Linked DNA regions of Mus musculus: region 1 is linked to region 2. Evidence: chromatin loops called from intact Hi-C (ENCODE). Cell type or tissue: heart. All regions are shown on one strand. Each heading gives the region's core, and the rest is flanking DNA. Links, peaks and the distances in the headings are about the cores only. Region 1 holds the start of Ctnnbip1 (catenin beta interacting protein 1). Region 2 holds the start of Rbp7 (retinol binding protein 7, cellular).

Region 1 (15,809 bases), core at 4,687-12,686, 63 kb after region 2:
AGAGTCCATGAGCAGCATGGCAGCAGGCAGGTAGTCATGGCAATGGAACAATAGCTGAGATATTACACCTTGATTGACAGGCATGAGGTAAGAGAGCTAACCATGAATGGCATGGGCTTTTGAATCCTCAAAGGCCACCGCTAGTGACACACTTCCTCTGGGGATCAAGTCTTCAAATATTTGAGCCTATGGAGACCATGCTCAGTCAGACCACCATGTAGCTCAGTAGTCCTCGTTACTGTTGGGATAAAGACCGAAAGTGTAGCCTCTGAAATCTGAAAAGACCTGGACCCAGCCTCCTTGACCAGCTTCCTTAGTGTCTCTCTCTCCATGCCTCTACAGACAGCCTCCAGCCTTTTCACTCAGTTCTGTGGTCCTATTGCTGCTTTTTTTTTTTCTTTCCTCCTCATGCTCTTTGCCTGGGCTAGACCCCCTGACTACAGCACATTTCTCCCCGTTCCTTGCCTAGTTAATTTCCGATTCATAACTTCAGTGTAAACTTTTATTTAAGCTGGATGTAGTGGCGTACGCCTTTAATCCCAGCACTCAGGAGGCAGAGACAGGCAGATTTCAGAGTTTGAAGCCAGCCTGATTTACAGAGTGAGGGTCAGGACAACCAGTGCTGCAAAGTGAAACCCTGTCTTAAAACAACAACAAAAAAGGCTTACATTAAAAAAAAAAAAAAGATTTATTTATTTATTATATGAAAGTACACTGTAGCTGTCTTCAGATACACCAGAAGAGGGCATCAGATCTCATTACGGATGGTTGTGAGCCACCATGTGGTTGCTGGGAATTGAACTCAGGACCTTTGGAAGAGCAGTCAGTGCTCTTACCTGCTGAGCCATCTCTCCAGCCCAAAGGCTTACATTTTTATTAGTTTTTTATTTGGATATTGTGTTTTTCTTTTCTTTGCTTTGCTTTGAGGCAGGGTCTTACATAGCCCAGGCTGCCTGCAAACTTGCTTTGTGGCAGAGAGTATGACTTGAACACTATTTTCCTGCCTAAGCCCCTTATTTCAGTGCTACCACATCCAATTCGAGTGTAAAGTTCAATGTTACTCTTCCAAGGATGAAGGACCCTAATAGAACCTTGACTCTCACACAAGGTTATGTTCCTACAGAGTTCAGCGTTTAGCACTTAGCTGCAGTTACAAAGAATTACCCATTGTTCATCACCTTTGGCATGTGTCACATCCACCATGAAGGCAAAGACAATGTAAGCTATTTGCAAAGGACACCTGCAAAGGAGATGCTCTCAGCAGGCCTTGGAGACAGGTTAGTTACAGTGATAATGAGAGATGTCTAAATGGCGCTGAGTTAGAAGTGAACAGCGTGGTAAGAGAAATAGCACTAATATCAGGAAGATGGGCAACATGGGAAGATTACACTGGGAGGGAGCCTGGGAGTTTGAGGTGAGTGACAGCAGCCCTGGAATATGAAAATAACATCAAAACCATGCCCCCCCCCCTTTTGGCTCTTAACTTTAAAAATGGTGTGAATGCTTTTGAAAGACACTATCGTAATACCCAGGATGTGCAGGGGACAGGTGAGATTGTAAGATTTGAATTTTGAATTGACATTTTCAGCAGAGCATGGTGGTGCACACCTGGAACCCCAGCCCCTGGGAGGGGAAAGCAGGAAGATCAGGAGCTCAAGGGTACCTCATGATGCCAAGAACAGGTCAGGCTGGTGTAGGTGGGCTGTGAGTTCAGGCCTATCTGACAAGGGCTAGGGAGGTGGCTCAGAAGCTCAGAGTTCTGACTGCACTAGCGTGAGGACCAGAGTTCAAATCCCCAGCACCCACATCAAAAGTGGGTGTGGTTACAAGAACCTGTCGCCCCAGTGCATTGATAACAAGGTGATCACAGGTTCACTAACTGCCAGACTATAAGAAAAGCTGTGAGCTCTAGATTCAGAAAGAGACCCTTCTTTTTTTTTTTTTTAAAGATTTATTTATTGATCATATGTAAGTACACTGTAGCTGTCCTCAGACACTCGAGAAGAGGGAGTCAGATCTCGTTAGGGACGGTTGTGAGCCACCATGTGGTTGCTGGGATTTGAACTCTGGACCTTCAGAAGAGCAGTCAGGTGCTCTTACCCAATGAGCTATCTCACCAGCCCTTTTTTTGGTTTTTTGAGACAGGGTTTCTCTGTGTAGCTCTGGCTGTCCTGGAACTCACTTTGTAGACCAGGCTGGCCTCGAACTCAGAAATCCGCCTGCCTCTGCCTCCCAAGTGCTGGGATTAAAGGCGTGCGCCACCACGCCCGGCTAGAGACCCTTCTTCAAGGGAACAGGTCGGGTGGAGTTGGAACAGGATACTAATGTCCTCCTGGGGCACACATGGGCGTACACCCCTACACATAGGTATGCGTGCACCATGCATACCTATAGCACATGCGCACAAAAATCTTGTCAACATTTCATGCCCTCTCCTTGATATCATAAATGGAAGCGCGCTATAGCAAGTTTATTTTAAATTCTAACTTTGTCCCTGCTGTTTCCAAACATAACCCAGCTTGTCATCTTTTAAAGGGAAAAGAAAGTAATAGAAAAAGATGAAATCATCTTTTCTGAGTATCTTGATATAGTTCTCTGAGCTCTATAGCTTATGTTAATTAAAGTGACTTCAACAGAGGATCCAAGAGTGTAGCTTCCTTTAAAAAAAAAAAAAAGGCCTGTGTTGGCTCTAATGTTCATTGCTTAAATAATTAATAATCATGGCTGCCTGTCATGCACCATGTGGGAGCAGAGGGAGTCCTCTCAGATCACAGCATATGTGCACCATGCACCATGCATGTCTGCTTCAGCTTCTGTGTGAGGCTCTTCATTAGCAGGCAGCAGCGCCAAGATGCGCCACCCTCGGCCTTTAGTGTTTCTTACCCTTAAAAAAAACGAGGCCTCTCTGCTTAACCAGCTGGGAGGCCTCTGCTGCCAACGGGAAGTGTTTTCCCACAAGAATTGTAATGAAGTGACAAAGAGGTTGGGTTGTGGAGAAACACAACTACAAAGTTCATTTAGATTGAGCAATCTCTGCTGGACAGAGTAAAATCTGGCTGTCACAGGGTGCGAGGTGAGAAGGCAAGGTTAGACCTGAGCTGCATACATCACAGAGAACCCCAGACCACCAATAGCAAAAGATATCTGTGACACAGGAAGGCCTAGTGTAGAGGAGGTTTGCCGTTTGTTTTTCTACCATGATGTGAAGGGGAAAGGCAGAACAAGGCTGCAGATAGCAGTGACCGTCCGGCTCTGGGACCTCACACTGCTCTCTGTCCATCCCTCTCTGTGGCCAGGAAGGAGCCGCTTGTCAGTCATGGTCTCAGCCTCTCCAGATACTCTGATAATCCCGCAGCATCTGCAGGTATGAAATCAGGTAGCTGTGTTCTAGGAGGGGCATGGTGAGTATTTTAGTACTCACTCACAGAGAGTGGAAGCTATTTGCTTTTAGGGACTGTCTTTCTCTTCAGTCCCTAATTGGACAATAACCAGCGGTCAAAAGCATGCACAGAGTGCGTTTAAAGGCAGCAGGCTGAGTGTTTGCATTCAAAGTGAGATCTCATCGTTCTATCGAGTGATTAGAATGTCCGAAGCTGCCCCTGCAGTCTGACCCAGTGCGCTCTTACAAACATGCAGGTCTGCAAACTACTAGCCCAGGAAAGTGGCAGTGACTTCTGGATACTGATCCCAAGTACATATATCAGGGCTTTGTGATGTGGTGGGTACCCCCCTTATCAAATGCTGTGGAGACCAACATTCTGGGAGCAGGCTGGCAGCCAGCCAGATGTTCACAGCTGTACGTACCCTACTTAGGACGCAAAATATGTATATTCACAGATCTACAAAATGCTTTCATCGGCATGTTTAATAATTCCTTGTTATCTCCAAAGGAAAATCGATTGAGTTTTTGCCAAGGCACAACCAAGGAGGATGGAACCTGACTGCCAGTCCCTGTCCCCTGTGCATCTGGCCTCCAAATGTCCGTCCTCTGAAAAGTTAGAGCCATCCCAAATAGAACCAGATCTCAGGCGTAGGGACCAAAATAAAAGGTACTTATTTCACTTAAACATGCACACATGCACCTTGACGCACATATTAAAGTCTACGGACAGTCTTGAGTCAGTCCTCAGCTCCCATCTTGTTTGAGAGAGGCTCTCTGTTCAGCCACACCCACACCAGGCTAGCTGGCTGTGAGCTTCCAGGGGTTCTCAAGTCTCTGCCTCCTGATCTGGCCCTAGGATTAGACACGCACTACCTTGTCTGCCTTTAAAGGGTTCTGGGAATCAGAAACCGGGACAGGGTTATAGACTTGTCATATAACCGTCCTTAATGCTTTGCCCTCTGTCCAACCCCCTACCCCAACCCCTGTGTGTGTCAGTGTGTGTGTCCGTGTTGTGCATGTGCATGTCCGTATGTGTAGGACAACTGTGTGGAGTTGATTTCCTCCTTCCATTTTCTTGGGTTAGAATATCAAACTTAGCTCACCAGGCTTGGGTGTCAAGTACTTTTACCCACCGTGTCGCATCGGTGGGGCTTTTTGTTAGTGATTTTGAAACAGAATCCCACTCCCGTAGCCCAGGCTAGCCTGAAACTTAATATGTAACAGCGAAGTCTAGTCTTGCCTCGAACTCATGGCAATCCTCCTGTGTCAGGCTCAGAAGACTACAGGTGTGAGCCACCATGCTCATCTCTGTTTACTATAATTTTTGCTAGTTAATAAGTTGTTATGACTAAATTTTATTATTTAACTTGTTTGTTTGTCTGCATATATATATATATATATACATATATACACATACATACATATATATACATACATATATATACACACACATATATACACACATATATACATATATGTGCATATACATATATACACACACACATATATGTATTATATGTGTGTATACATACACATATGTGTATATGTGTATATACACATATATGTATGTGTGTATATATATGTATGTATATATATTAATTTTGGTTTCTTGAAACAGGGTTTCTCAAAACAAGGTTTCTCTGGGTAGTCTTGGCTGTCATGAAACTAGCTCTGCAGACCAGGCTGGTCTCAAACTCACAGATACCCACCTGTCTTTGCCTTTCAAATGCTCCCAGTCACTACTGGGTACATTTAAATTGTTTTTAGCAAATCCAACACTACCAACAGTGCATTTAAATTTTTTAAAAAAGATTTATTTATTTTATGTATACAAGTACACTGTAGTTGTCTTTAGACACACCAGAAGAAGGTATCAGATCACATTGCAGATGGTTATGAACCACTATGTGGCAGCTGGGAATTGAACTCAGGACTTTTGGAAGAGCAGTCGGTGCTTTTAACCGCTGAGCCATCTCTCCAAGCCCTTTAAATTTTTTTAAAAACTGGTTTACCCGCTCCTTTTGTGGCACTGGGGTCAGACTCAGTGCTTGTCCATGCTAGGCAAGCACATGGCCTCAGAGGTACATCTCAGCCTATGTTTATGTTACTTTCTTGTCTACTTAAGGAAGGGCTTATTTTAATGTGTGGCTGAAGAGTCCACCCTGATGGGGAGGCCCGACAGTGGGGCTGGGGGGCGGCTGCTCACATCACAGCTGCCGGCAGGAAGCCGAGAGATGGATGCTGGTGTCCAGCTTGCTTTCTCCTTTTTATGAGCCTGGGAATGCAACCCGTGGGGTAATGCTGCCCACATTTAATTCACCTCATCTAGTTAATAGCGTGTAGACATGCCCACAGATGTGTCTCCAGGGTGAGTTTAGGCCCTGTCATATTGACAGTTAATATTAACCATCACTGTCAGAGTCTAGCATTCTTGTTCTGCTTCGGAGTTTGTTTTGAGCTATGTAATGGCGGTGCCCATCCTGGCACTGGGCTTGTGTCCTTCCTGCTCCTCAAGAGAGACTGTCAGAACTGACAAATGTCCCTTACTTCCTAGGCATAGGGTGGAGCCAGAGATAACCTAAAGTAATTCTGCTGCCTAGAAATGCCCATTGCCCAACTCTGAACTCCTGGGGTCACTCCGAGGCTGACTTGTGTTGATAAATTTACTGTAATTTTGAACCCTAAACACATAGAGAGATGGCTCGTGGTTAGGAGCACTGGCTGTTCTTGCAGAGGATCAGGGTTGGGTTCCCAGCACCCACATGGCAGTCATTTGTAGTTTCAGTTCCAAGGGGCCCAGTGCCCTCTTTTGAGATCTGAGGGCACCACATGCACATGGTGATTAGACACACAGTCAGGCCAACACTCAGACACACAGTCAGGCCAACACTCAGACACACAGTCAGGCCAACACTCAGACACACAGTCAGGCCAACACTCAGACACACAGTCAGGCCAACACTCAGACACATAAAACCAAATAATTAAAACTAAAAAATACATATGAAAACTTGGGAAAACTCAGAAGTAGCCATTCTTTCTCTCCAGCACATGTAGTCTTCTGCATTTCCTTCCCGCTCGGTCCTTAAGCATCTTTATGAGAACATAATCCACACTCTTCCATCTCGACTAGCAAGCAACACCAACAGTTTTTATTGATTTGCGTAAACATGAGTATTTCTAGAAAAACACTGTGATCGTGTGCTTCTGCATCTGTGTGTTCGCTGGGAAACCTGAAGGCCCCACTGGGAAGCTGTAGTCCTGGCAAATATTTGAGCCTTTGCTCCAGGCACAGTGCCTTCGGGACACTGTTGGAGATCCAGTCATGAGTAAGGCATATGCAAGGCCTTCGAGGATTCATAATCCTCATGGCAGCTCACCACCATGTCACTCAGGTATGACTAAGGTGCAGTTTGTGGAATCAAGAGTACTGAGCAGCCCGGCAGTGGTGGCGCAGGTCTTTAATCCCAGCACTTGGGAGGCAGAGGCAGGCAGATTTCACTTTGATGTGACTGTGAGGCCTGGCCTACATAGTGAGTTCCAGGGCAGCCAGGGTTATACAGAGAAACCCTGTCTCGAAAAAACCGGAAAAAAAAAAAAGGAACAATCTGAGCATTTCAGATATAAGGGTAATGTTTTAAAATGTCTATGGCGAGAGGCGGGGTGGTTGGTAGTTGAATCCTCAGCACCCACATAAAAGCTTGTAATCAAAGAGCTGAGTAGGCAGAGCCCTGGGGCTTGCCAGTCTCGCTGGTCTACTCTTAATTAATTAAAAGAATATTTTTAACATGTTTGAATGGAGGTACTCTGTGTGGATGGATAATGCTGCTTCCAGAAGCTGTAAGTCTTCAGTGGAGGTGTGAGCCTCTCTCTGTGAACTGGTGGCCAGGGAGCCACGGAGGCTTCAAAACAATGGAGGCGCCATTGCGTGGTACTGCTCTTGATCACCTACCTGCTGCCTTGCTGAAGACACCACACACTAGGGATGCTGCACACAGTCACATCAAAGTGAAACCAAGGCAGCGGCTTTCTGCCTTGTGGCTAGCAAAGTGTCACAAGGTGCTTGCTATGCAGGCTGCTGCTTGATGAGAGAACTCATCAAGAGGCTGGCGAGCTGGCTCAGTGGTTAAGAACACCAGCTGCTCTTCCAGAGGACCAGTTCCCAGCACCCATGTGGCAGCTCACAACTGTCTGTAACTCCAGTTCCAGGGGGTCCAACACCCTCACACATGAAGGCAAGACACCAATACATATGAAATAAAGATAAATAAGTCATTAAAGGAAATAAAAAAACCCAGGAAGTGTTCCTCAGCTTCAGGACTAATGAGAGAAACTAACTTACTCAAAAAAACAAACACAAACAAACAAAAACAAAAAAAAAACCAAAAAAATAGAATAAGGCAAAAAGAAAACCAGAAGATACTAGACTTTGACTTTTGACCTCCACACAGATGTACACATACAAACAACATGCACACATTTAACTGTTGTGTAGCAGTTCCCTCCAAGATGAAAACCTTCTGTCTTTGAAGGAAGGTCCTTTAAACACAGATGTTAAAGGGAAGACAAAGGGACTGTATTTTTTTAAGGAAGATAAAACATTCCATCCTATAGCTAAACTTACTAAACTCAGGAGGTAAACAATTCAGTGGCTTCAGGAAGTTCCTGAAATTGACCAGATTCACTAGCCCCCTTCCTTTCCAAGCAATAAAGCCGACTGAACTACCTAGAAGAGGCATGGACCAACCAAGCTACAGGGCAAGGACATTTTCCAACCTGCTGTGCTACCTATGGACTGTGCAGTGTGTTTCAGGTTCCCAGCTTTTGTCACTCATGCTAGGGTGGACTTTGGTGACACAATCGTCTTTGAGTCATTTCTGTTCTTGTAACTTCACCCATACTCCTATAAGTCACACCAATAAAATTCATAGGTTTACCAAGTTGGATTTTGGTAGAGTTTTGGTCTGCAGTTGGCTCCCTGTCTGAGGTGAGTAGATGTTTGCTCTCCCCAGGCATAGTCATATAACAACAACACACAAGAGTTTACAAGCTGGGTATGATGGCGCACGCCTTTAATCCCAGCACTTGGGAGGCAGAGCCAGGCAGATTTCTGAGTTCGAGGCCAGCCTGGTCTACAGAGTGAGTTCCAGGACAGCCAGAGCTACACAGAGAAACCCTGTCTTGAAAAAAACAAACAAACAAACAAAAAAACAAAAACAAACAAAAAAAAAAACAAACACAGTTTACTGTATTTTTAAGGTTTTAGTTTTTGTCATTTAAAATTCTATTTTTACTATGGAATGCTTCACAGATCTGTGTGTCATCCTTGTGCCAGGCCCATGCTGATCTCTGTATTGTTTCAATTTTAGTATGTATGCTACCGGAATGAGTACCATTTTTAGTTTTTAAATTTATTTATTCAATTGATTTTTATGTGTGGATGCCTGTTGTATGTATACCATGGGTAGGTGCCCATGGACACTAGCAGAGAGTATACTCAGCTAAGAGCTCTTGCTGCTTCTGTAGAGGACCAGAGTTCAGTTCCCAGCCCCACATGGTTGCTCGCAACTGTCTGTAATTCGTTTCAGGGAATCCATGCCAAGGCATTAGACATACATGTGGCACACATACAAACATGGAGGCACACACATAAATTTTTCAAAAATAAATTGGAAATGATACCACTCTTAAGCATTCATGTGCCTTTAAACTAAAAGCAATTTGCCGAAAATGAACAATTTTCCCCTTTCAACCTCTCCAGATACAGCAAGACTGCCGGTAGAAAGATTTTAATCACAGAGGCCCTGGGCACTCTGGATTTCACAGACCCCAGGCTAGGCCCCAAATTCAAGAGCAGACCTAACTGTTCCAAGATACCACGCCCACGCCACTAAATAGTCTGCAACCTCTTCCATTTCATTCTTTCTGGGGTTCTGGGTCAAGTGGCCTCAGTGAAAATTCTACCCTATATGACCCCTCACTCTAGCCTCGCCTGCTCCTCCCCTGGGTTCTCAGTACAGACAGAGCCCCTACCCACCCACCGCGAGACCCCGCCCACGAGCCTCTGGTCCCGCCCTCAACCAGAGATGACCAATGAGTTGTCCTTCTCGTGTTGAGGCTCAGGGTTCCGCCCTCCAGCAAGCAGCCCGCCCCAAAGGTGTGTTAACCAATGCCTGTTCCTTTCCCGCTCTAGGGGCTCCACCCCTTCAGGCCCCGCCCCTCAGGGTACCTCCCTCTGGGGCGTGGTCGGCGCCGCGCCTCCGCCGCGCGCGCGGAGCCTGATGCCGCCCCCCTCCGCCGGTCCCTCCTCCGGCAGCCTGGCGCCTCCCTCCCTCCCGGCCGCGGTGACTCACGGAGAGGCGGAGGCTGAGGCGGCCGCTCCTGGTGCTGCTGCCGCCGCCGCGGCTGCTTCTCCGGCTGAGCGCGCCCCGGAACAGGCCGCCGCGCTCCGGACCCGCAGCCCCCGGCGCCGCGCGTTCGGGCGGCCCAGGTAAGCGCGAGGCCGGGCCGCGACCGCAGCATGGGGGCCGGCGCTGCGCCGGGACGCGGGGGAGCCGCCGGCCCTTTGTCTCCCGGGGAGGGGCCGCGGAAGGCACCTTCGACCCCGCAGAGACCCACCGGGCCGGCTCCGCTGGCGCGGCGCCCTGGGCCTGGACCCGTCGTCCCCACCACACCCGGCGCTGCTACCTCCCGCCGCAGACCACCCTGCTGCCTTCCTCCCTTTCTCTTGGGGGTCTCCTCCACAGGTGTCCCAGTTGCTCACCCCTCTGGGCCCGCGTGCTTGTCATCGTCTGTCCACCCTCCTGGTCCCATTGCCCTGTCTCTTCCTCACCTTACCGCACCTCTTTCCCAGCATCCTGACTCTCCATGTTTCCCTTCCTAGATGCTGCCAAGGTCTGTCTGTCCGCCCAGCTGCCCTTCCTCCCTTTCTAGTTTAAATGCACCGTCCGCTCCCCTGATTCCACCTCTCCTTGGTGTTTTTGGAAGGTACATGTGAGAGACACATGTCTCACCTTCGCAGGGCACTTGGGAACGTGAGCCTGCAGATTAACCACTCGGACCTCCAAATTGCATGTATCCCCTCCTTTTTGCCACCCCTATCAAGGTTGCACTTCCCTTTTCCGTGAGCCTGGAGCTCTGGACACTTTACCTGCAGAGGCCCTGCAGCCTTTGCATGCTTCTGTGTATGGAACTTGACTTAGGAGTAACTCTGCCGGTTAGCTCATGGGAAGGCCCAAGGGGATCAAGAGTTTTATGAATAATGAGACGTGCGGCTTGCAGCACTTTCTATCTGAGGATCTAACTATGCTCTAGCTGTTAATTATTCTGTCTCCTGTCACTTACAGATCCAAAGGAAGTGTGCCTAGATAACTGCTGGGTAAACTGAGGCACAGAGTATGTTGCTGTGGGATCTGGAGGCAAGTCAGTTTGTCTTGAGATTTAGTTCTCAAGTGGCTTCTGGCTTCTTGGCTTCTGGCTCGCTCCTACCACCACCAGGCTCTTGTTCCTGGCTGGAAACCCTGTGATAACTGATCTCTGCTGCCATGAAGGTGTCTGGAGACGCCAGCACTTCCTTGGATTCAAAGCAGGACTTTGAATCACAAATAAAGGTGCCAACTGTTCAGTGCCAGTGTGTCACTCATGGCTTCCTGGTAGAGCCAGTGTGGTCCATGAGGACAGACAGAAGTTACCTCTGTGAGATGGAGATCCATTCATGCCTTCCATGCTCTGGGGCTTAAACAGTCCTTGCCTTCTGGGAGATGGCAACCAAGGAAGGAAAGAGCACAGATAATAACTGAGTAAAGAAATAAGTGGCTGAAACCATTAGGTGCTATGAAGGGGCCAGAACACTAGGAATCTATGGAACAAGAGGTCATCCTGACCCTCTCGAAAAGGGGAAAGGAAGGAAGAGTCTAGGTGAGAAGAATATATTGTGTAGGGTATGATACATTATCCAAAAGAGTTAGAAGCCATTAGAGTGAATTGAACAGAAAGATACTAATTAACACATGGTCTAGGTTTTAAAAGATTGTTCTGAGCAGGAAGGTAGTGGCACGTGCCTTTAATCCCAGCACTCGGGAGGCAGAAGCAGGCAGATCTCTGTGAGTTCGAGGCCAGCCCGGTCTACAGAACAAGTTCTAGGACAGCCTAAGTGACATAGAGAAATCCAGTCTCAAAAAAGAAAAATAATATAAGTGAACAAATGATTGTTCTGTCAGCCATGAAGAGACAGGGTTGTGGGGGAGGGGGCGTTGGAGGTGGAGGCAAAGGTGCTTGTCGACTGACCGCTGAGCTTGCCCAACTAGAGATGGTAATAGAAGGAAGGAAGTAGAATCAGTGTGTCCCCATTACTGGATGCAGGAAACTGGGAAGTAACACTCTGAGGAACAGCCTCTGAAAGTCTGCTGTACAGAGCGTCTCCATCTGACTTCCGCTCAGGTTGAGCTTAGGGAGTCTTGTTCAGGGTCTGTTGTGAATCAGGTACTGTGTTGGACTCTGACACAGATGAGATGAGACTCCTGGCTGTGAGTTTTCAGTCTGGTGGGTTTCATGGCTTAACTGGAAACAGTCCCCATGTTACAGCAATGTACTCACAGAACAGGCCAGCCCCTCTGATGGAGGAGAGCTTGTGGGTTTGTAAATCAGTTAGAGGTGGAGGAGAGAGGACACACTGGGCTCCGTTTCCAAGCCTGGATGCATCATTTACATGGAAGCATTAGTGCCCTGCCTCTGTTGTGTGTTGTTGCAGGAAGAAGCTGAAGGGGCTAAGAATGTAGCGCAGTTAGAGAAAATGTGTGAGGCTCCGGGTTTGGTGTCCAGTACCCTCAAGGTTAAGAAACTGGGGTAAATACACTCATCCACTTAATCCCAGCATTTGGGAGGCAGACACAGGCAGATTTCTGAGAGTTCAAGGTCTGGGAGTTCAGCCTGGTCTACATAGTGAGTCCAGACCAGCCAGGAGCTACATAGAGAGACGCTGTCATAAAAAAATAAAAATTTAAAGGATGAGGGGAGAAGAGGAGGAAAATAAGACAGTTAGAGTGCTTTGCTTGTAGGCTGGAGAACACCTGAGTGGGCCATGAACTTGAGCTATTAAATGGAATTAAACTTGGTTCTCTGCTGCTCTAATTCTGTGCTAACAGAGAGGCCTTTGGAGGTCACCTGTGTGGGCAGTGAGGACTTAGGGCTGGCTAACTCCTTTGAAGTCCCCTAGCAGGTTGTTCCTTTGCTTCAGTGCCTGTCATGATCTCTATGTCAGCTCTGTGTATATGCGTGTGTCTGAGCTGTCTGAGGCCAGGGTCTCCACTGAAGTCATCTTGTGTCTTTGGCGGTGTTTGAGGTCAGTGACCTGCGCAAAGTGTAAAGGTTGGCTGGCTGGCAGTCCTACCTCTGAGAGTCTTTTTTCGTCAGACTGTGCCTCCTTGTAGACCCCTTTCTTAGAGTGATCCGGCAGAAACTCAGCAGGTCGTCAGTGACTGTGCTCACCGGACAGGGCAGCTCTTCTTAGATGGAGCTGTTCTCTGTCCAGCCCTGCCCCCAGAGAACAGCTGCCGAGCGTGCTGACCGTGTGGTTATTTAACACTCAGCAAATATGAAGTGTTGCTCTTAATTAGAGCATGGACTTTATCCCAAACTCTGGGCTTGGATCTCGGTTCTGCCACCATAGGCTACGTGAGCGTCAGAAAGTCCTTAGCCAGTCCCTGTCTAAGCTTTCCCATTTCCCTCAGAGTTGTTGAATGGATTAAATTAAGTAATACCTATTCAGTGCTCGGAATGGCGCCTTGCACTTAGTAAGTGCTTCACTGAACTGCTAGCTATTATCTCACTTTTTAAAAGGTTAGGGCTGGGAAAATGGCTCAGGGGGTAAAGTGTTTGCCAGGCAACAACAGTAAGGCCTGTAGTTCAGATCCCCAGAACCCAAATAAATGTTGGGTGGGTGTGCCGGCCTGATAGTAATTCCAGACTCAGAAGACAGACAGGAGACCCTAGGGTAAGCTGGCTAGCAAAAGCCATGAGGAGGCTCTGAGCTTGATTGAGAGACCCTGACTCAATGAGGGAGGTAGAAGAACAATCAAAGATAGTTCCAGATATTAGCTTTGGGCTACACATGCCTGTGTGCACACATGTAACCCTTCATATGTGCAAAGCATGCACATATATGCACACCACATATGTGAGAAGGAAAATAGAAAGAGGGTGGGGAAAGAGAGAGATAGGGAATGTGTGTGTACAACGCTCAGAAGTTGGTTCTCCTCCTCCTCTGCCATGTGGGTTCTGGGATTGACCTCAGGTTAGCAGGCTTGCAGGCAAGTGCTTCACCCACTGAGCTAGCTCATCGGCCCAATTATCTCATTGTTCTTCCTTTCTCTCCCCATCTCTTCCTTCCTGCCAGAACTTAAGCTCTTTAAGGGCAGAGAGCTTTGTCTTTGTCTGTTATTATAGTTCAATTCAGATACTCAGTAAATAATTGTTTAATTGAAGCTGGGCATGATGGAGCACACCCTTAATCCCAGGATTTGGGAAACAGAGGCAGGAGGATCTCGGAATTTGAGCCTGGTCTACACAATGAGTTCCAGATAAACCAGGGCCATATAATTGAGGCCCTGTCTCAATCAATCAATCAATCAATCAATCAATTAATAAGCTGATACCAGACACCAGTCATTATTGTGTTGCAGATGTAGCCAAGATTCATTATCTAATGGAGTTTAGTTTTAGGATTTAGTTAGTTAATTTTCTTGGATACTAAACTTAGGAGCTCAGATATGCAAGGCAGCAACTGCTACACAACTACTGGCCAGGCACACTTCTCTCTTCCTTTATTGAGCATTTCTGTAGGTCAGCTTTATAACTCAGCGACAGAAAGCATCCTTAAGATCCCTGAAGCCCAGGGTCCTGCATCTAGCAATGAAGAGTAACACTAAAAAGTGAGTTAGTGAACAGATGCATACAGGGTGTTGAGGGAATGGACCTAGCTGTGAGACAGGGTGAGGGCGAGGATCCAGCTTGTTCTGAGAGGTGGCTTTTTAATGGTGACGTTGAGAGCCAAAGGGCAGCTCTGTAGGCAGCAGGTAATGGGGGCTGGAGTGTGGTGAGCAGAGTCAGGTCTGGATCCGTGGTCGTGGTCGGGAGTTGGGTTTTCTCTTGGATTCTGGAGAGTGAGAAGTTGCTGCCCGGGAGCTCTTCCTGGAGTTTTCAGAAGAATGCATTCCAGGAGAAGGATCAGGAAGCCAGGAAGAACAGTTGGCCGGAGTGGGAGCTGTTAGTTCTGGGGAGGTCTTTGCAGACCAGCAGGTTCTGATTGGATAACACTCAGAAAATCCAGGAGTCAATGGCTAGGTTGACCAGACCTGCAGACTTAACTGAGCTTTTTTTCTCTGGAGTCTGTAAATCAGCAAGCATTGTCTAGTGCTAAGATGCTGGGTGAGCCCTTAGCTCCTTGCTCTCCAGCAAGGGGGTGTCTCACAGACTCTGTTTCAAGCTATGTAAATTAGTCCTCCCTCCCACCCCCTTCCCTCTGTCCTCTTTCCTACTCCTCTTCCTTATTATTATTATTGTTATTATTTTTGTAGTACTGGACTCAAACCCAGGGTCTTGCACATATTAGGCAAGCACTTTAGCCTTGAGCTACATTCCTATCCCTGAGCTTCTGATATATCATGGTTGAATAGGTAGCTTTCCTGATTTCTCTTCTCTTCTAGACTCTTTCCAAGTATCAGCAGGCCTGCTTTGGAGAGCCAGGCACATTGTCACCTCTGAGCACCTGCTGTCTGGTCGCTTGATAAGAACACAGTGATGTCTAGAAAGAACAGGTTTGCTTTGCTCTGCATGGAGCAGAATTAGAAACTTAGCAGAGAAGGGTGGGCAGAGGCGCAGCTCACTGGGAGCCAGGGCTGCCTTGGCCTGATGCAGTAGCAGCTCCCATGCTCCCTCAGGCATGCCATTGTCCATTATGGTGCATGTCGCCCATGTCCGCCAACTTGGAGAGACCAAAGGACTTAGCAGGGATCAAATTGGTCTCTTTTTATAAGTCCCACTCAGGGTCCTAGGCATTTCATTGACAGAGTCCGAAACAACAATTAGTCACATGTCATCTGTGCTCCCCTAAGAACTAAGCCCAGAGTAGGTGCAGTCTGTCGCTCACATAGCAGGGTTCCTTATAATGAGAGTGGTGTGTGCTCGTTCAGACAGTGAGAGACACTCTGTGTTCATTGTCTCATCTGACCTTCATCAGACTTTTGAAGATGCATGGAGTTTTTGCCACTTATGTAACCAGAAACCGAGGCCTAGCAAGGTTAGCGACCTTGTTTGGGGTTCAGCTTGTCAGGGACAAAGCGCTGACTCCCTGGCTGTGGCAAAGGTTTGAATCCTAGGCCCTTTCCTCATCTTTTCTGACCTAATTAGGGTTAATTAGCCTTCTTTTACC
Region 2 (15,809 bases), core at 3,388-11,387:
CCCTATAGGTGGAACAACAATATGAACTAACCAGTACCCCCAGAGCTCGTGTCTCTAGCTGCATATGTAGCAGAAGATGGCCTAGTTGGCCATCATTGGGAAGAGAGGCCCCTTGGTATTGCAAACTTTATATGCCCCAGTACAGGGGAATACCAGGGCCAAGAAGTAGGAGTGAATGGGTAGGGGAGCAGGGCAGGGGCAGGGTATAGGTAACTTTCGGGATAGCATTTGAAATGTAAATAAAGAAAATATCTAATAAAAAAATAAAGTAAAACAAAAGAAAAGGGGATACTGAATTTCTTTAGTCTGTGTGCTAATTAAAAAGCAACAACTAATCTACATGGTTTAAAACTAAATAAAACAAATAAAATCAAGCAGAAGAAAAATAATTTGAGAAGAGAAAAAGGATCCCAGTATCTGAATGGGAAGGCGAGAGTTGTAAAGAAGAAAGATAGGCAAGTGGTGACATGTTTTAGAAAAGACATTATGGGAAATGTAAATGAGTTAAATACCTAATAAAAAATGGAAAAAAAAAAAAAAAAAAAGAAAAGACATTATGTAACCAATCATTTTATACGTTGAATGTATAGTAAAGCATTTTATAAATTGAGCAAATAAATTATAGAGAAAAAAGATCCATGTGAAGTTCTCAAGTGTTGATGTTCATCTATTAGCACATAGGTACAACAACAGTGTATGTGTTGGTCTGAATACAAAGGTTGTAAAGTTCTAATTAAAACAGCAGAGCCGGGCAGTGGTGGCGCACGCCTTTGATCCCAGCACTTGGGAGGCAGAGGCAGGCAGATTTCTGAGTTCAAGGCCAGCCTGGTCTACAGAGTGAGTTCCAGGACAGCCAGGGCTAGACAGAGAAACCCTGTCTCTGAAAACCAAAAAAAAAAAAAAAAAAAAAAACCAACCAAACAAACAAACAAAACAGCGGCAATGCTTAAGAATGTTAATAATAAAAATACATATTTAAAAAGAAAAAAATGAGGAAGGTCTGACCTTCCTCTTTTTTTTTTAATTAGGTATTTTCCTCGTTTACATTTTCAATGCTATCCCAAAGGTCCCCCATACCCACCCCCCCCACTGACCTTCCTCTTAAAGAAGCACTGGGGACAGGTCTGACCAGTGTGTGCGTGCGTGCATGCGTGCACATATGCATGCCATAATGCTCATGTGGACATTAGAGAACAGCTTGTGAGGAATCAGTTCTCTCCTTCACCAAATAAGGACTGAATTCATACTGTCAGAGGAGGGCAGGGGCTTTTACCCACTGCAATCTTGCTGGCCCCGGATTTTTTTTTTAATATTTATTTATTATATGTAAGTACACTGTAGCTGTCTTCAGACTCTCCAGAAGAGGGAGTCAGATCACATTAGGGATGGTTGTGAGCCACCATGTGGTTGCTGGTATTTGAACTCCGGACCTTCGGAAGAGCAGTCGGGTGCACTGAGCCATCTCACCAGCCCCCCGGATTTTTATCTATGTGTTTGGAAATTTTGCCTGCCCGTATGTCTATGTATGTAAGCGGCATATGAAAAGCCTCTTCTTTTATCCCTTAAAATTTGCCTTTTCAGCCAGGCGTGGTGGCACACGCCTTTAATCCCAGCACTCGGGAGGCAGAGGCAGGCGGATTTCTGAGTTCGAGGCCAGCCTGGTCTACAGAGTTCCAGGACAGCCAGGTTACACAGAGAAACCCTGTCTCAAACAAAACAAAACAAAACAAAACAACAACAACAACAACAACAAGACCTCCTGGCCTTCCAGCTAAAGTGCTTCCTGTTGGCATGGGTATCAAGGCCACCTCTACAGCCTCACACCTGGCCAGTGCCACCACCTGTCCACCTTCAGAAGCTATTTTTGAAACCCTTCTCACTAGCCTTGGAGGCAGGAATTACATCCTGTTTCCCAGTGTGTACTCTGCACACGGAACCGGCTCTTGAACACTCCTTAAAATAATTGGTTGTGCCCCAGGCCTTTAATCCCTGCATTCAGGAGGCAGAGACAGGGCAATGTCTGTGGGTTCAAAGTTAACCTGGTCTACATAATGAGTTCCAGGTGAGCCAGGGTTACACAGTAAGAACCTGTCTCAAATACTATAGATAGATAGATAGATAGATAGATAGATAGATAGATAGATAGATAGATAGATAGATAGATATAGAGATATAGGTATCTATCTATCTATCTATCTATCTATCTATCTATCTATCTATCTATAATGTATACAGCGTTCTGCCTGCATGTATGTCTGTAGTTCAGAAGAGGGGACCTCTTATAGATCCTATTATAGATCCTATTATAGATCCTTGTGAGCCACCACATGGTTGCTGGGAATTGAACTCAGGACCTCTGGGAAAGCAGCCAGTGCTGTTAACCTCTGAGCCATCTCTCCAGCCCCTCAGATAACAAGCAAGCAAACAAATAAATCTCTCCAGTCCCTGGACCAAATAAATTAATAAACAAACCAACAAGCAAGTCATGTTAGGTGTAGAAAGAAAAAACCAATCAGCACCACTTGAGCAGGTTTATTGGAGCTGAAACTGTCCTGAAATCAAACAGTTTCTCATACAGGCTGTGTGACATCTTTCCAATGACAAGACCCTTCATCAACCCAAAACAGACAAACACCCGTTCCTTCTACGAGATAACTTGGCATTGAGTAGTTGCCTCAAGCGGGCTCTGTTGCTGGAGATGTATCAGGCTCTCTGGAAGGTTTGCTTGCACACCTGGCCTTCGCAGAACATTTCCTGGGACAGGAAGGGAGGGAAGAAGAAAGAAAAGAAAAAGTTGACGTATGTTTTCAACAGTCCTGATACCGAATGTACAGTCTTCTCCATCCTCACGCTGACAGGAAATGGGTGTCCGACAACGTGATCCTGACTGCCTCTACTGGAGTTAGTGTAGACTCACAAACACAGGTATGGTTATACATATGTATGCGCATTTGTATGCATAACCACACATGAATATAGATAGGGTCTCTCTACATAACCCTGGCTGTCCTGGAACTCACTATGAAAATCAGGCTGCTCTCAAATTCACAAAGATCCACCTGCCTCTCCCTCCCAAGTGCTAGGATTGAAGGTGTGTCCCGCCTTACCCAGCCCTGGTTTTATACTTTGCAGATTTTATACCTTCTAGATTGCACTTTAGAAGTATTGACTGGGGCTGGAGGGATGGCTCAGCCGTTAAGAACACTGACTGCTCTTCCAGAGGTCCTGAGTTCATATCCCAGCAACCACATGGTGGCTCACAACCATCTGTAATGAGATCTGATGCCCTCTTCTGGTGTGTCTGAAGACAGCCACAGTGTACTTATAATAAATAAATAAATAAATAAATAAATAAATCCTTTAAAAAAGAGACACTATTATTACTAAAAAAAAAAAAAAAAAAAAAAGAAGTATTGACTGTTTTGAGCTGTGACCTGTGGTCATGCAGTCCTGGTTGTGAAACAAACCAGTGCCCCTCTGGGAAGAAATAAGGCCCCAAAGCAGCAAGACACAGTGGGCTGTGCCTCTGGCTTCTCAAGGTAACAAGAGGCACCGTAGACTGACTTTCATTGATCATAGAGACCACCCTGAAACACTATTATTTTCCAGCTCTCCTAGAGTCAAAGCTGATCTCTGGTTTGCTGTATCGCTGCAGATGACCTTGAGCTTTTGACCTTCCTGCTTTCCACTTCTCAAGTGCTGAACTCACAGATGTGGGCTCAAAGGGAGAGTTACACACACACTGAGCAAATACTCTACCAACAGAGCTCATGTATACATAAAACATGTCATTCATATATATATATATATATATATATATATATATATATATATATAAAATCGGGACTGGAGAGATGGCTCAGTGGTTAGGAGCACTGACAGACTGGTCTCTTGGAGGTCCTGAGTTCAATTTCCATCACAACCATCTATAATGAGGTCTGGTGCCTTCTTCTGGTATGCCTGAAGATGGTGACAGTATACTCATATAAATAAAACAAATAAATCTTTTCTCTCTCTCTTTTTTTTTTTTTTTTTTTTGAGACAGGGTTTCTCTGAATAGCCCTGGCTGTCTTGGAACTCACTTTGTAGACCAGGCTGGCCTCGAACTCAGGAATCTTCCTGCCTCTGCCTCCCGAGTGCTGGGATTAAAGGCGTGTGCTACCACGACCGGCCAAATAAATCTTAAAAAAAAAAAAAAGGTGATCGAATCCAGCCTAGAGTGGTAGCACACACCTTTAACTCCAGCACTCAGGAGGCAGAGGCAGACAGATCTCTGTGAGTTCAAGGCCAGCCTGCTCTGCAGAGTGAGTTCCAGGACAGCCAGGGCTGTACAGAGAAACCCTGTCTCGAAAAACCAAAAAAAAAAAAAACAAAAACAAAAACAAAAAAAAACAAATCAAAACAAAAATTGCCTCAAGATCTTTCTGCATGTCAGAGAGAGAGAGGGGGGGGGGGAAGGAGTAGGGGAATTGTCCACCTTTTTAAAATTGCTATTATCTCTTTTCAAATAAGAACAAAGGACACTCATGTGGGGCTCATCCCAGTGCATTGTTCAGCCCTCAAAAAAGGAGCTTCCTCATGCAGTAGATGGTAATTATCAGAGACCCACAGTTGGACAGTGGGCAGACAGCGAGAGACCTTGGAGCACTCAGCCCTGTACCTGATGCCTTAAGATAGCCGTCGAGGCTCTAGGATCTATTTAGAAGAAGAGGCAGAAAAACTCTAAGAGCCAGAGGTGGTGGGCGACTCCCAGGGAACAGCCTCTGCCAGACACAGCGGGGCTGGTGTATGGACACACTCACAGAGCCTGTGACAGCATGCACGAGACCTGCAGAAAGTCAAGCCAGACAAATCCCAGAATTGAGAAGAAAATGACAGGAAGTGCCCAGCCAATTGATATCTTCTGGGAGAGGAGAAATCAGTTTTCTCCTATGGCGCACAGTATATCAGCTGCTCTCCAAGGCATATCTCATGTGCAGGAGAAGTGACCACTGCAAAATGGACTCCATGCGCCTATTGTTGTCTGGGGGTTGTTTTTGTTGTTGTTTTTAAATTTATTTATTTTGGTTTCAAAGAAGGAATATGAAGTTAGGTACTAGATAGAGAGATAAAAGTCTGAAAGGACTTAGGGAGGGGATAGAATATGATCAAAACATACTGTTATGACAACTTTTTTTTTTTTGGTTTTTGGTTTTTGTTTTTTTTCGAGACAGGGTTTCTCTGTATAGCCCTGGCTCTCCTGGAACTCACTCTGTAGACCAGGCTGGCCTCGAACTCAGAAATCTGCCTGCCTCTGCTTTCCAAGTGCTGGGATTAAAGGTGTGCGCCACCACTGCCCGGCTGACAACTTTTTTAAATAGTAAAAAACAAGGGGATAGAGAGATAGCTCTTGCAAAGGACCAGGGTGCAGTTCCCCACACTCACAACCACCTGCAACTCTAGTTCCAAGGGGATCTAGTGCCCTCTTTTGGTCTCTGAAGGCACTGCATACATGTGACACACACACACACACACACACACACACACACACAGAGAGAGAGAGAGAGAGAGAGAGAGAGAGAGAGAGAGGCACATAGGCACACATACATACACATGAATACAAGTAAAGAAATAGTGATTTAAATCTCTCCTCCCACCCCTCCCCCAAAATGTTTTCAAAAGATCAGGACAGATCAGTACCAGGTGGAGCTGGTCCCCTTCGATCCAGTGGCTCCAGCCTCTGTTTTTCTTCTCTCCTCTCTGTACGCAAGTGAGTTTGTCATTCTCCCAGGTAACCAGGCTCTGCAAGGAGGGAGAGAGAAACAGTGTTTCACTATGGCAGGATCCTTAAACATTACCGGGTGGACTGAGTGAAGCGCTAACTGAGATCTGCAGCCTAGGTTACATTTTGATCTTTTAAAATTTTATGTGTTGCCTCCATGCATGTATGTGTACTATGTGCATGGCTGGTGCCCACAGAGGTCCTTGGAATTGCAGTTACAGGTGGTTGTGAGCCACCATGTGGGTGCTGGGAATTAAACTCTCCATTCTCTACAAGAGCCCAAATGCTCTTAGCTGATGAGCTGTTTCTCCAGCCCCAAGCCTATGTTCTTTCGTTTTTCTTTTTCTAAGGTGCTAGTAATCTTCCCTGGGCCTCATGCTGGCTAAGTGAGAGCCCTAGCCCTTAGCTGCTGCCTAAGCCCTTACCGTGCATTTTCTGTTATCCAGGCCTTTGTTATCCTCCTCAAACTCTTCTCCAACTTTGAATTTTACAAGGTAGTTCCTGAGGCTGCTGCACGTCTGGATGGTGAAGGAGTCCCCATTTTGCTCAATCACTTTCTGTGGCTTCAGCAACTTGGCAATCTTACGAGTTGCAAAGTCAATACCTGCAAAGTTATTGTTCTTATTATATATATTTTTTATTTTAATCATTTACATTGATGTATGCGTGGGCATGCGTGTGTAACTCAGAGAGCAGCTGGTTTTAAAGCAGGATTTTACATAACACATGCTGTCTTTGAACTTATACAGGCAAAGGTGACATTACACTTCTGATCTTCTTCCCTCCACTTCCAAATATTGGATCATAGGTGTGCACCACCATACTTGACTCACGAGAACTTGTATAAATTTTACCTGCAGGCATATCTGTGCACCACATGTATGCAGTGCCCAGAGAGGCCAGAAGAGGGCATCGCATTCCCTGTAAACAGGGCATTCAGATGGTTGTGCGCTGCCATGTGCATGACTAAGCCACCTCTCTAGCCGCTAAAGAAGGATGATTTTTTTTTTAATTGCTTTTACTTACTGGGGTTTTGAAGTCTGTTCTATGTACTTGAAGGAAGTTTTTCAAGTACCCAGTACAGCAAGATATGGTAGCTTAGGTCTCTAATCTCTATACTTGGGAAACTGAGAAAGGAGGATTTCCTGAAGTCTGAGACCAGCCTGGTCTACAAAGTGAGGTCCAGGCCAGCTTGACCTACAACGTGAGACCTTATCTCAAAACAGACAAACAAAAAAACCCGAACAAATAAATCCCAATACAAGCCCTGGCAAGGATGCTCTGCATGCAGGAATAGTTGCCCAAATCTGTCAAATCCATAGAGCCAGAGCAAGTTGCCCGGTCAGCGCCATACCGAGAGTCTTTTAGGAAGCAGGGTCAGTGATCAGACCCTCTCTCGTGGACCCATGCACTGGAGGCCACAGGGTTCAGGGTGTGGGGCACTGCTCTCTCGCCACACACATGGGCAGCTCAGGCTGACTCTGCCGGTTCATCTGCAGGAGTAGCCTTGAACTCCGAACACTGGCCATTAGCCAAGCGGGCTCAGCTCTGGCGGGGAAATTGAATTCTCACGCAGACTGCAGCTGCTGTTTGCCTGGTTTCCAGTGCCAGGACCCGCCCTGCCCCTAGGAGCCCCAGCCGCTCCCAACCGTATCCCACATATCCACGCAGATTTGGATAGGCAGGGGTACATAAGCACCTGAGATTCGAGGAACGCAGAGAGGTACCGACAGATGGGATGAGTGACAGACGAGACAAGGGGGTCAGAAGAAAGACAGAGCAGCAGAGACTCTGGGACAAGGACAGGAGCTGACCAGCGAGAACATAACCCACAGGGGACAGAAGGACCTGGAACACACAGGACAAACTGTCTTCACTCAATCCCGGAGGCCCGAGGCCTTGCTCCCCAACCTTAGCTCCCCCTAGCTGCACAACCCTAAGTCCTACCCAGGGCCAGCATGTAGCCCTCGAAGTTGTCGCTGCTGAGAAGATTCCAGGTACCGCTGAGGTCTGCTGGCATGGTTTGGTGTCTGTCCGCAGCCAAAGCCCAAGAGTCACAGGCAGTGGTGCCCTATATTGTCAATGGGGCGAGGGCGGAGCCAGGATGGAGCCCAAGGGGACTGCAGGAGGGGACAGGGAAGCTGGGGGTGTGGAGCCCTGGCTATCCCTCCTTCCTTCCTTTCCCACGTACTCCTGGCTCCATCCCTTCTCCTGCCCCACCCTACCTTGGCAACCTCTGTTTCCCTTGTGACTCCCTCCTTTAGTTTAACTTTAAACACCTCTGAGCCCAGGGTGTGACCCAGGTCATCCCTTATTCTTAGATGTTAATAACTAAACGAATGGCTTTCAGCTCCCAGCATCAAATACTGACTGGGTCAACATAAATGTTTAAAACCAGCTGTTCTCTGATTTACACACGCATGCCCACACATACATCAATGTATATGCAGCACCTAGCCATCCTAATAAATAGGAACTCATTTATTTGGGGGGGGGTTTCAAGACAGGGTTTCTCTGTATAGCCCTGGCTGTCCTGGAGCTCACTTTGTAGACCAGGCTGGCCTCAAACTCAGAAATCCACCTGCCTCTGCCACCCGAGTGCTGGGATTAAAGGCATGTGCCACCACGCCCAGCTCTTTTTTTTTTTTTTTAAGATTTATTTTATTTATTATATGTAAGTACACTGTAGCTGCCTTCAAACACCAGAAGAGGGAATCAGGTCTTGATTCAGATGGTTGTGAGCCACCATGTGGTTGCTGGGGTTTGAACTCAGGACCTTTGGAAGAGCAGTCAGTGCTCTTAACCGCTGAGCCATCTCTTTAGCCCAGGAACTCATTTCTTTTACCCTGCTCAGGTTAGACCAGCTGGTCAGACTTGACTGTGTGTTAGCTGGAAATCTGTCCACACTTGAAAATTGAGGGCCAGGGGTTGGAGAGATGGCTCAGTGGTTAAGAGTACTGACTGCTCTTCCAGAGGTCCTGAGTTCAATTTCCAGCAACCACATGGTGGCTCACAACCATCTGTAATGGGATCTGACACCCTCTTCTGGTGTGTCTGAAGACAGCTACAGTGTACTCACACACATGAAATAAAGAAATAAATCTTAAAAAAAAAAAAAAAAAAGAGCTGAGGGCTGGGTCTGGTAAGCTATAGGCTCTTTATGGACTGTTAGGGATCCCAGATAGCATGGAGGTTGAGTTCTCTAAGAGTCCCAAGAGAACCACAAAGGTGCTGCCCTGTGTCCTACAAAGCGATCTCAGAAGTTAGGTGACATCACTTCCACCAGAGTCCTAAACCTTTCAAAATTCAAAAGAAGGAAACTGGAAACCAGGCTGGAGACGCAGCTCAGTGACAGAGAGCTTGCACTGAGGCCCTGGGCTCTGTGTCTGCACCGTAAAAGCAAGCGGGTGGGTCTTAGTTTTGTTACCTGTTGCTGTGATGAAATACTCATACAAAAGCCACTTATCGGGGAAGGGATTGTTTTAACTCACCATTCCAAGTTATGGTCCAGCCTTGCAGGGAAGCCAGGGTCACAGGCACGTGAAGCTATCAGACATCCACAGTCAAAAGCAGAAATGCCTGCCTGTGCTGGGCCCACTCATGTCTCCTGTCACACACTCCAAGACCTAAACTCTGCCAACGGTACAGGGTCCTTCCACATCAGTTAACAGGCATCATGGACACCCATGGTGACACAGCTAGCACTGACAAAAACTCACAACTTTGTTAACTTTTTTTTTTCAGGTTGGCTGTTGTGGCACATATCTTTGATCCTAGCACTCAGGAGGAAGAAGCAGGCAGATTTCTGAGTTCAAGGCCAGCCTGATCTACAGAATGAGTTCCGGGATGACCAGAACTGCACAGAGAAATCCTGTTTTGAAAAACCAAATAAAACCAAATCAATCAAACAAACAAAAAAACAAAAAACAAAAAAACCCCAAAAACCTGTTTATAATTTGCATATGTTTTATGTCTTCTCCCTCTCTGTCTCCATCTCCCTCTCCCTCTCCTAGTCCATGCCTCGTCCATTTCCCTGTTTGTTGACTGAAAGGCATGACTGTGGGTTCACGTCATTTACCATGACAGTGTCCCCGGGTCTTGCACTCTGCCCAGCAAATGCTCAATAAATGCTTGACTGACTGACTGACTGACTGACTGACTGACTGAATGTGACCTTTTCCAAGGGAGAAATGCCCTTTGTATTGAGAAGCCAAGGTGGGATCAACTTGCTCAGAAAGAGCGTTTGAATCTCTTACACCAAATGGCATAGACATTCCTTGACCTTTGAGGGATCCATAACTGTGAACTCTGCCCAAATTTCTGGAGTCTGGAACAGGACGCATAAAGAACAGTAGCTACGCCTTCCGGTTCCGGCCTCACGCGCTCCGCTGTGACAACATGAAACTGCTCACCCACAATCTCCTAAGCTCCCATGTGCGGGGCGTGGGCACGCGTGGCTTCCCGCTGCGCCTGCAGGCCACTGAGGTCCGCATCAACCCCGTGGAGTTCAACCCGGAGTTCGTGGCGCGGATGATCCCCAAAGTGGAGTGGGCGGCGCTTGTGCAGGCAGCGGACACCTTAAACTTGGCCGAGGTACCCAAAGAGCCGACTGAAGGCTATGAGCACGACGAGACATTTTTGAGGAAGATGCACCACGTGTTGCTTGAGGTTGATGTACTGGAGGGCACCCTGCAATGCCCAGAATCTGGTCGTCTTTTCCCCATCAGCCGCGGGATCCCCAATATGCTGTTGAATGATGAGGAGACTGAGACGTAACCTTGCTAGCCGCCACTTTGGTATTTTGTTGACTGTGTGTTTCTGTTGTACGGTCTGTTAAATAGACGTGTCATGTGTGACCCCCAAACTCCCCCCAGTGACTCACCGACCACCGTGTACTTGAGCTCCATAGTATATTTTTTTTTCTCATTAAAGGTTCAAAACCAAAAAAAAAAAAAAAAAAAAAAAGAACAGTAGCTACTTCCTAACCTTAAGGATCATATTGTTCTAAAGCCTGGCCTAAAAATGAAAGGCACAGAAGTAACTAATAATACTCTTAGCCTTTGTGCCAGTTGCCCTGGCTTCGGGCCAGCTTGAGTAAAGGCCACCTATTCAAGACTGGACTGGACTGCTGCTGAAGGGGACGGAGCTTTGACTGAATCATAGGCTCCGGAATCACCTTCCTCCTGGTCAGTTCCAAGAGTTTCCCTCTAGGCAGGATCAGAAACTATCACTGCAAAGGAGAGGAGAGGAAAGAAGGACGGTATTTGCCTCCATACCCTGTGCTTAACACTAGGAACTCAACTATAAACTTCTAGACAAAGGCGAGGCTCTGAACCTATGTGTAGAACTCCTCCTCAACAGACACTGGACAGGAAATGACGAGGTCACATGGGTGGGAACTCTCTCTCACTTGATGGGGTTTGATGCTGATCCAAGAAGGACCTGGGAGCAAGAAGGTGATCTTCCCATCACCCCTCCCTCCCCTCCTGCTGTCAGGAGACGATACCACCAAGGCAAGGAGTATCTTTCGATTCCTTAGATAGCCCCAAACGAGTTCAAGGCTAACCCCATCTCTGCAACCTCATCTCCTGTACCAAGAATTGGTTTTAATTAAGGACATGAAATCTCGAATGATAATGGGTCACAGGAAAGATGTCTGATTTGAAGGAAGAGCTGGTGGGGACCCAGCCTCTCTCCACTTCTGAAGCATATGACTCACTCTCTGTGCCCAGAGCCCTGGTCACTCCCCTGCAGCTCACCAGGCACAGAATTAGGACACCCTGACTGGCAGGGACCGTGATAACTCTGGGGATTCATTCACACCAGCCCTGGATCCTGCCCTACATCTCTGCTTCTGAATACAAAGGGCTTTCTTGTTCAGGCCAGTCGGGGTTGAGCGTCCTACAGTAGAAAAATCTGACACAGACAGCACATAAAATCCAGGTATTGTCTCCTCCAGCAACTGTCTTGCCTTTGGCTACGACCTACAGCAGGGTGAAATTCTTTTGCAGGTCTGACTTAACTTGTTGCGGATGCACAAAGAGGAAGCTGAACAAAAGCTACTCCGCAAATACTGCTCTCTCAACAGCATCACGGTGGCTGGGAACACATGAGCTCGGTTTTGGGGACGCTGCCACTTTGAGTGGCACCCCTGTAAAACTTGTTGGTTGTGACAAAGTTTGAACCAACACAAAGAGCCTTGAGCCCCTCAATCTTGCTTGGCCACACTACTTAGGAGAGACCTCAGGGGAGCACCTGGGGAGCACTCAGGGAGCATTCAGGGAGCACACTGCTTTCTCATGAAGTTAGCGCTTCCTCACCGCAGAGGCAGCCTAAATGGAGAAAACCCGTTTCTTTTGTGGGCTTTCTGTGTTATTTTTGGTGGCAAGAACAAATTGCACAAGACCTAGCCCCTAGTGAATTATTTTATGACTAAGTCAAGGTGTCAAGCAGTCCAGGCTAGCCTTGAACTTGTAATCCTTGGAACTACTGGGATGATAAGCATGCACCAGCACTTATGGCTGTGTAAATTTTAAGTGCCCAACATATTATTGCTGACTACAAGTACAGTGTCCTATAGGAACTCTCTAGATCAGCAGTTTTTAAACCTGTGGGTTGCACAGCCCCTATAAAGATTGAATAACCCTTTCATAGGGGTTGCCTAAGACCATTGGAGAATACAGATATTTATATTATGAGTCATAACAGTAGCAAAATTGTAGTAATGACGTAACAATGAAAATAATTTTATGGTTGGGGTCACCACAGCATGAGGAACTGTATTAAAGGGTAGCAGCAGTAGGAAGGTTGAGAACCACTGGTCTAAATCTTACTCATGCCCTAAGATTCTTTTGTTTTTTTTTTTTAAAGATTTATTTATTTATTATATGTAAGTACACTGTAGCTGTCCTCAGATACTCTAGAAGAGGGCATCAGATTTCGTTACAGATGGTTTGTGAGCCACCATGTGGTTGCTGGGATTTGAACTTGGGACCTTCGGGAGAGCAGTTGGTGCTCTTAATCACTGAGCCATCTCACCAGCCCCTAAGATTCTTTTTATAAAAAAAGATTTATCATTATATGTAAGTACACTGTAGCTGTCTTCTGATACATGGGAAGAGGGTGTTAGATCTCAGATGGTTGTGAGCCACCATGTGGTTGCTGGGATTTGAACTCAGGACCTTTTGAAGAACAGTCAGTGCTCTTAACCTCTTGAGCCATCTCTCCAGCCCCAAGATTTTTTTTTTGTTTTTGTTTTTTGTTTTTTTTTTTTTTTTTTTTTTTTTTTTGAGACAGGGTTTCTCTGTGTAGCCCTGGCTGTCCTGGAACTCATTCTATAAACCAGGCTGGCCTGGAACTCAGAAATCCGCCTGCTTCTGCCTCCCGAGTGCTGGGATTAAAGCCATGTGCCACCACGCCCCGCTTTTTTGTTTGTTTTGGTTGTTTTTTTTTTTCTTTCTTTCTTTTTTCTTTTTTTAAAGATTTATGGGGCTGGTGAGATGGCTCAGTGGGTAAGAGCACCCGACTGTTCTTCCAGACTGCTCTTTTGAAGGTCTGGAGTTCAAATCCCAGCAACCACATGGTGGCTTACAACCATCTGTAATGAGATCTGACTCCCTCTTCTGGAGTGTCTGAAGACAGCTACAGTGTACTTACATATAAATAAATAAATCTTAAAAAAAAAAAGATTTATGTATTATGAATGCAGCAGTCTGCTTGCATGTATGCCTGCAGGCCAGAAGAGGGCACCAGATCTCATTATAGATGGTTACAAGCCACCACCTGGCTACTGGGAATTGAACTCAGGACTTCTTGGAAGAGTAATCAGTGCTCTTAACTGCTGAGCTGTTTCGCCAGGCCCTGTCTTGTAAGCCTCTTTATAAAGTCCTCTTTCTTCCTGGTCTTTGTTTCTCATGTCCTCTTTCCTCGTAGTCTTCAGTATAATTCTTTCAGCGTACAAGTGAGACTCCAGCACCCTCTCACTTAGAAGTATCAATAGGAAGTGGTACACATGGGATGCTAGTCAAAGGACAATCGATGGCTGGGGCTGAAGCTCGGTTGCTAGAGTGCTTGCCCAGCATGCATGAAATCCCAGGCTCTATCCTTAGCATTGCCTAACCCAACCTGGCTGTAATCGCATGCCTGCGGTCCCAGCACTCAGCGGCAGAGGCCGGAGGATCCCAAGTTCAAGGTTGTCCTCAGCTACATAGGGAGTTCAAGAGCTTCCAGCGCTAGAGGCCCTGTCTCAAAGCAAAACAGATTCGAAGAGAAAGCCAGGCACGGTCTCTGAGTACACCTGTAATCCCAACACGCCAGAGACAGGAGGATCTTGAGTTCCTAGCAAGCCTAAACTACACAATACCTTGTCTGACAAAACTACAAAATAGCCAGTAAAAGGAAACAATGTGGGTTCCCCCGCACAGGAAGCATTTTGTTAAAATGTTCACTGAAGCTGGGTAAAGGCTTTCTATTGTATACAATGGTCCATTTGACTGCTGTTGGCTTTGTGTGAGCTTGATATCTTCCCTGCTTTACAGCATAGCTGTTAAGGTTACCATTAGTTTTGAAACACTCACTGGATAGCTCACCTTGCTTTGGCAGATACAGTCCGCTGTGACTCACTTAGACTCAGGGAGGCTCACAGGCAGGAATAGAGAAAGGAGGTGATGTCAGGTGCTGGGTGTACAAAAGGATACACAAGGAGAGAGGTTCCCCCACCCCAGGTTGTCAAAACAGGATCAGGACACCGCCCGCCCCCTCTCCCCCCCCCCCCCCCCAGCATGTGCCAGAAATCAGGGCATCAGGGTAGGGCTTACTGGCCCCTCCCTCCTCCTGTGCCAGCCCACGCATCCTACCTTATGGGCTGCCAGGTGTCCCTGTGACAGCACACGGGTGAAGTGCCAACCCTTCTTCATACCCCACCCCCAGGATGGTCCACCTATCCACAGCTGCCGGGGTTGGCAGCAGAACCAGGCCAACCCTAGACTGTGGTTTTAAGCATAAGGACTTTTTCTGGCTTCCAAGAGGGCAGTTCTTCTTGTTTTCTGTCCCCCCCTTTCCCCTCCCCCTCCCCAGAGCCCAAGCCTTTTTTCCCTCCCCTAAAGAAAGATTTTAAAATAGTTCTGGAAGGTCCTGACTGATGCCCTAGATCTACAGATCTTCTCCTCACACCACTGTTGGAAACTTGGCCAGATCTCACACTTCCATGGCTCCTGGCATAGAAACAGTTGTCAAGGAGGAAGGAAGCGCTGGTGACAGCTCTCAGGGGACAGCAGCCTGAGGAACAGTCCTTCAGTAGGACTATTAATATTTTAAAACTGAGAGGGACCTTAGGGACCACACGATTTCAAAGGAAAGGATTCTGAGGGGGCCAGTGAATGACAGACTTGGACATCTGGCACTGGAAACCCACCTTCAAGGCAGACACTCTCTCCACTAACAGTCTCATAGGCATGTGGGGGGGGCATCTGGGGTACACCCCTCTCTCCCTGTCTCTTCCCCATTTTGTTCCTCTTTCCTCTCTTCTCCCCTCCCCTCCTCACCCCTCCCCTGCCTTCCTTTCCACTCCTGCATTATAGCGATGGCCCTGATGGTGCAAGCCTATACCTGTAATCTCAGCTATGCAGGAGTCTGCAGTGAAGGACTAACCAGCCATTAAAGGTATGTGTAAGCTACAGATCGAGTTCAAAGCCAGCCTGGGTAACTTAGACCCTGCCTCGCTCAGTGATAGAGTGTTTGACTAGCATGCATTAATTCTGCAATCTTAATTTTTTTAAAAAAGGGAAGGTGTGTGGGTGTGTGTGGCGAATCAGGAGTTCAAGGTCAAGTTAGGCTGACTGAGAAGTGTGTAATAGGACCGGGTTGGGGTGTGACGTAATGTGGTGGAGCTTGTGTTCAGCATGCACATGGCCTTGTGTTTAATTCTTAGTACACACAAACAGACACAAACAAGGCACACATACAAGCACAGGTACACATACACATATGCACACACATGTATGTACTAATGCATGCACATATAAACATACACACAGACACACACATACAC

What was found. Peaks named below come from ENCODE experiments on the same cell type or tissue, not always from the same donor. Only the 100,000 strongest peaks of a DNase experiment are listed, where the experiment ranks them.
Region 1: a loop joins it to region 2, with 5 times the contacts of the local background. A loop is called at or near these places in 5 of 42 quality-filtered maps.

Annotation. Positions count from the first base shown.
Region 1 is chr4:149,508,508-149,524,316 of GRCm38, forward strand. It overlaps Ctnnbip1 (catenin beta interacting protein 1), which reads left to right and starts at 9,734. Exons shown (of 5, transcript NM_023465.4): 1 at 9,734-9,872. It overlaps Gm24381 (a small nuclear RNA gene), which reads right to left and starts at 8,775; the gene lies at 8,672-8,775. In heart, for the core only: a CTCF peak has its summit at 9,630; DNase peaks (open chromatin) are centred at 9,594 and 10,534; H3K4me3 peaks cover 1,935 bases; H3K27ac peaks cover 1,324 bases.
Region 2 is chr4:149,447,170-149,462,978 of GRCm38, forward strand. It overlaps Rbp7 (retinol binding protein 7, cellular), which reads right to left and starts at 7,799. Exons shown (of 4, transcript NM_022020.2): 1 at 7,709-7,799; 2 at 6,187-6,365; 3 at 5,680-5,781; 4 at 2,532-2,754. The coding sequence starts at 7,781. The coding sequence ends at 2,704. It also overlaps the pseudogene Trmt112-ps2. In heart, for the core only: CTCF peaks have their summits at 6,658 (motif pointing right) and 7,684; DNase peaks (open chromatin) are centred at 7,882, 10,852 and 11,132.